Regions from separate parts of the Homo sapiens genome. Here region 2 is linked to region 1. A link is a loop called in an ENCODE intact Hi-C map of the cell type or tissue named here. Cell type or tissue: heart left ventricle. All regions are shown on one strand. Each heading gives the region's core, and the rest is flanking DNA. Links, peaks and the distances in the headings are about the cores only.

The links. Hi-C counts contacts between places; a loop is a spot of excess contacts. Peaks named below come from ENCODE experiments on the same cell type or tissue, not always from the same donor. Only the 100,000 strongest peaks of a DNase experiment are listed, where the experiment ranks them.
Region 2: a loop joins it to region 1, with 5 times the contacts of the local background. A loop is called at or near these places in 2 of 110 quality-filtered maps.

Annotation. Positions count from the first base shown.
Region 1 is chr16:20,823,299-20,826,216 of GRCh38, forward strand. It overlaps REXO5 (RNA exonuclease 5), which reads left to right. Exons shown (of 20, transcript NM_030941.3): 7 at 1,141-1,229; 8 at 2,535-2,650. Among named protein-coding and RNA genes, the nearest start is that of REXO5, 18 kb to the left of the region's middle. In heart left ventricle, for the core only: no CTCF peak of the experiment used is centred there; no DNase peak of the experiment used is centred there.
Region 2 is chr16:20,763,542-20,766,459 of GRCh38, forward strand. It overlaps ACSM3 (acyl-CoA synthetase medium chain family member 3), which reads left to right and starts at 473. Exons shown (of 14, transcript NM_005622.4): 1 at 473-584. RefSeq lists an enhancer at 610-739. In heart left ventricle, for the core only: no CTCF peak of the experiment used is centred there; no DNase peak of the experiment used is centred there; H3K4me3 peaks cover 455 bases.

The DNA.
Region 1 (2,918 bases), core at 310-2,809:
GTTGATGTAGGCGTGTTTTATAGGTGCCAGGCACCGTACTAAGTGCCTTTTTGTACATTAACTGGCAGTCCTATGATATATGAACTAAATTTTAACTCCATTTTATACATGGCTTTTTTCTCTATTTATTTTAACATATTTATAACCATCTTTTTCTTGAGGTTGCACTACTGTCACATGAGCACGTAGTAAGGGCAGTACTGCTAACACCTATAAAACACCACTGATAATATAGATAAGGTAGGCAGCAAATATAGTGTCTGTGAGATTTGAGGCTGCCTTTCTTCTCTGGGATAGACCATCTTTTGATTCTTTTCATTGCGATTAGTTGGAAATTTCACAGTACCGGGAATCAGAAATTGGTCAAAGGTTTGCATAGCCCCCTTTGTTCCGTGTCAAACAAGATTTAGATGTTACCTTTACTGCTCCAGCCTCTGCCTGAAGGTAGAAATCTTCAACAATTCAGATGCTTTTGGGTTTTTGAGCTAAATATGCATGGTTATGGACTCAGGGTTCACAAATAGAGGGAGTACCTTAAATCTATAGCTGAGCCTCTGTAGGAAATATGTGATTCCAGAAAATGCAGGCAAGGCTCTGAATAGGTGTTTCAGAGGAATCTCACAGGTTGAGTTGGGTGGAGGGACACATATGGTGAATGTTACTTAAACTTTCTTCCTACTATGAAATCCTTTTAGATCTCCATTATGGTGGAATCTCATTCCTATTTTCTCTTCCTGTATTTAGGAAAGAAAGATGCCACATACAGTTATTTGCATACTTTATTCATTCTTTCTTAGTGCTGACATGGAAAGCGCCTAATGACTTTGGGTTTAGCCATGATTTAGTTATCTCTTTTCTCATGAGGAGGAAAAATTGTTACTTGGTAACTGCCAGGAAGTTCAAGCCCCAGAATCTCCTCCTAACAGCAAGCCTACATTATTCTTTCAATATAAAAATGAGTAGATGGAGAAAAACTTGAGGACAGAGATTGTATCTTATTTAGTCATTGTATTTCAAGTGTCTAACATACCAACATATCTGACTAAAATATCTAGTATTGTAGTTTTACCTGCTTGAATCTAAGAGTGATGTTTACCATCTCTATTCTAAAGGCAAACATTTTCTTCCTTTTTCTCCTAGGTTTTCCTGATTGTGAAAACTTTTTACTTACCAAATGTAATGGTTCTATAGCAGACAATAGTCCTCTCTTTGGACTTGACTGTGAAATGGCACGTACTACTTTTAATTTTTCAATTGGAGTGTTGCAAGCTGAGGTCTAGTAGAAAATGATTTCTTGAGTCTAATGCACTAATGAACGAATACATTCATTTTTAGTATTCTGTTTTAATAGCTGAAAGTAGGTCCTTTTACTCACACTTTAGAAAACTTAGATCTGTATTCCAGGATAAAGAATAAATATCACATAAGTGGCTGGGTGCCGTGGCTCACACCTGTAATCCCAGCACTTTGGGAGGCTGAGGCGGGTGGATCATGAGGTCAGGAGATCAAGACCATCCTGGCCAACATGGTGAAACCCCATCTCTACTAAAAATACAAAAAATTAGCTGGGCATGGCAGCATGCACCTGTAGTCCCAGGTACTCGGGAGGCTGAGGCAGGAGAATCGCTTGAACCCAGTAGGCAGAGGTTGCAGTGAGCTGAGATAGCGCCACTGCACTCCAGCCTGGCGACAGAGTGAGACTCGATCTCAAAAAAAAAAAATCACGTTTTCCAACTAGTTACTATGTTTAATCAGGTCTTTGCATGTTGCTAGAAGTTGATTCCTTGTGTTTGAAGAAGTATTTTGTTGTTGCTGCCATGAGGACTTTGCCTTAATTGTTGGTTTGGCTTAGTTTTACACCTTGAAGATCAGAAATAGGATTTCCCTGCTTAAGTTCCCCTCGTGCTTTGCTTTATCTAATTGTAGTAAGCCTCTTTTCAAAGACAGTGCATCCCCTCTCAGTACTCAGGAAACAGTTTCTCAATTCTTAATAGAGTAACTAAGACCTAAAATTTGAGAATCTGACATATCAGGGTGTATATCCTGTCCTTGCCTGTTAGTGGCTATGTCGCCTTAGACAAATACCCCTAACCTATCAGCCTCGGCTTCTCCCTCTGTGAAGTGGGGGTAATAATAAAGCCTACCTCAAAAGGTAATTATGAGAGTGGCATATATAAAATTCTTAGTACAGCACTAGCTGATAATAGAATGGGCTTCATAAAAATTACCTATTAGTGGTATTTAGCATAATACTGGATATAGTACACACTCCATAAATGGTAGATACAATTATTAATATTATTTGCATTCATCTTCTTTGTGCAGACTACACTGTGTTGATCCTCTTAAGTGTAACATTCAGCAGCCTGCCCAGCTTTAATTTCACTCACACTAGATCCTCTAGAAAGCAAGTTTGTGCCATTGCTGCAGGGACCCTGGTAGATTACAGTAGATGGCAGTTGACATAGTGTAAATAGTAAGAAGAAGCAATAACTTCCACAGTTCAGCAGCCTGACTACATGTTGGTCTTTCAGTGCCTCACATCCAAGGGGAGAGAGCTAACACGCATCTCACTGGTTGCTGAAGGAGGCTGCTGTGTTATGGATGAACTGGTCAAACCTGAAAACAAGATTCTGGACTACCTCACCAGGTATTTTTCACCTTGCCTGCAGCTCTTCTAAGAGCTATCGGGCTAGAATGGAATAATACTTAAGAATGGCCCACAGCTTCAGTTTAGTTAGGTTTTATCTACTTAAATATTATCAAAGGTTAGGGCATCACATAGGTATATTTTAATGCTGAAATTGCACAATGTCAGTGTATAATGCTCTTGCCCTTCTTGATCTTCAATCTTCTTGTGACCTTAAGTCAGCAGAATATTATCTTCCTTGTTCCAGAATCTCCCAATTATAATCATT
Region 2 (2,918 bases), core at 125-2,624, 60 kb before region 1:
GTAAGGACTCGGATTTTACCTGGAGTGGAAAAAGAAGCACTGAAAGATTTGAGCAGGGGAGTAACCTGATAGCGTTTATGTTTAGTCCTGCCACTTCGACAGATAAACGCACCAATGGGCTTGATGAGATTTAGGCCAACCCATAACCGCCCCTCAACTTCTTTCCTTTCAATTTCAAAACTCCTCTATGGCTTCCTCCATCTGTTCTTCCTTCTGAGAAGTGCTCTCTCTGCCCCTTTACAGAACTAACCACTTCGGCAACTCCTTGGACACTTTCCTTCTTGTTAATAATTTGCTTTCTCCGCCCCTCAAAAGCTTGCTGTTTCTGTAAATCATTACCTGTAAGAGGAACCGCTGGGAGTCCTGTAAACTTTAGCCCAGAGCTTGGCTCCTCCTCCAGAATGTCTCCACCAATCAAGGAAAGTGTTTTGGGCCAGTCTTGCTCCTCCGGATTGTCAGACTGCTCCTCCCTCTTCTTTAGACTGCCACGAGGAAAAAGCAGATGTGAGAACTCAAGGTTCAGGGCTGCTCTTCTAAGAAACAAGTCTGCCATAATCTCCATCTGTGTTGGAATCTGTTAACTAGTGAGTACCTCATCTCCCCTCCTGTGTAAGATTTCCTGAACTGGCACATCTGTTTTTTGAGCAAAGATAACAAACAGATGAACAAAACCAACAATCAAAAATGCTGTCATTAAAGTCTTGGGCAGCCAAAGTTTCTCTCAGAATTTCTCAGTTGTGTGATACTATCTATTAAGTGATGAGGAGTATGCACACACAAAAGGCTATAAATGTAGCAGCTGAGTTTTCATGTTGAGCCTTTTGGTGCTATTTGATTTTTTGAAAAACTATGTACATGTATTAAGTTGATAAATTTTTTTTTTAATTTTAATTGAACCAGATGCGGTGGCTCAAGCCTGTAATCCCACCACTTTAGGAGGCTATGGTGGGCAGATGCAGATCACTTGAGGCCAGGAGTTCGAGACCAGCTTGGCCAACATGGTGAAACCCTATCTCTACTGAAAATAAAAAATTAGCCAGGTGTGGTGGCAGGTGCCTGTAACCCCAGCTACTTGGGAGCCTGAGGCAGTAGAGTCACTTGAACCTGGGAGGTGGAGTTTGCAGTAAGCTGAGATTGCATCACTGCACTCCAGCCTGGGTGACAGAACAAGACTCCATCTCAAAAAAAAGACCAGGTAGTGGCTGAGATTTTCATTGTACTGTCTGCTTAGCTCCCCACCTTGCTCAGTGACAGATGGGAATCCATCTTCTGCATCATCCAGAAAGTATGTAAATTACTTCCAGGAAACTTTGGGAAACACAGATGCAAACCTAAGAGCAGCCAGTTTTCTCCTTTAGGTGGTCAAGGGCAGCTGCAAAAGTTCTGTATAGGAGGGGCTTCAGGCAGGGTCTGGTTGGGTTTGGAGACAACAGCAGTGAATTTACCTTGCGTTGAGGCTGTATATGTTAAACTACTGTTATTACTTGGATACTTAGAGGGAGGGATGTTTAGGGAGCTGTGGGGAGGCTAAAGCCCCCTTGGCTGTAGGGACAAAGAGCTTGCATTTCAGATGAGACCTTAAATACTTTCAGAAGCCTATCTGACCAGGGGTGGTACTGTCTTTCTTAGAAGAGTTTTCCTTACCAATGTTTCTGTGGCTCAGTATAAAAATCTGGAGTCACCCTGGGAAAGTTATCTCAGCAATTTTACCTACAAATAATTTTATAAACCTGGGAAATAGAAGTTGTAAAATGCTAAGATCGATGAAAAGGGAGGAAAAGAACTTTGTTGAGGAGAAGGTAATCTTATGGTTTTGATGAAGAGGATGTCGATATTTGCTTTTTGGTAGAACAGAATGGTTAGGTTCATTTTAAGCTCCAAATGACTGATCAATTTTCTTTTCAACATACGTTTGAAGGATTCTGAATGTGGTGTAGAGTATTGTATGGGAGCTAGGGAACAAATCATACTAAACTCTGATTCTATTCAGAATCAGCAAGCTAAGTATGATATATTTATCTCCAATCATATTAATATTTACATAATTATTTAATGTCTTCCTTAATAGTCTATAAGCTTCATGGGAGCAAGACCAGCCGTGTCTTGTTCACAGCTATATTTTCAGCATTTAGTACAGGTCTGGCATATACCAAGTGTTCAATAAATACACGGGTAATGAATAAATGCGTTGTCCAATTTAAATATGTGTGTCTGTTTGTGTATACTTCCTTGTCTGTAAAATGAAAATACTAATAAATAACTGCAAAATGCTTAACAGTACAACCACTTGCCAGATCTCAGCAAAAATGTTACGTCCCTAGAGAGACCTCCTAAAAGGTCCCTTTTCTCCCATTACTCTCTTTGTTTTCTTGCGTAACATCACATTTATTTATTCCCTTGTTTACTATATGTGTCTTTCTATGAGAGCAAGGAGGACCTTGTCTCTTGCATTCCCTCCTGTATCCTCTATGTCTGAAATAATTCATGGCAAGTGATTAATAATTGTTGAATAAATAAATGAATCATGCCAACCTACCAAGAATGAAGCTCAAGACCTTAAGATATTTGTCCAAATTCCTGCCTTTTATTTAATAGAATCAGAAATTGTTTCTAATACTTCACAACCACTTAAAAATACTATTCATTTTTACATCCAAGTAATGAAAGAATCAGGACGTTCCTTTTGGAAGACATAGTTTCAACATTTTATCTAAATTGCAAAATTATACAAAAACTCAAGTGACCATTGATAGGGGACCGGTTTAAGAAATGACAGTGCAGTTCTTCACTAGAATGTCATACAACTGTTAAAAGAAAAAAATCAGAACAGGGCTGAGTGTGGTGGCTCCCACCTGTAATCCTAGTGCTTTGGGAGGCCGTGTGCGTGTTTGTGTATATTTCCTTGTCTGTAAAATGGA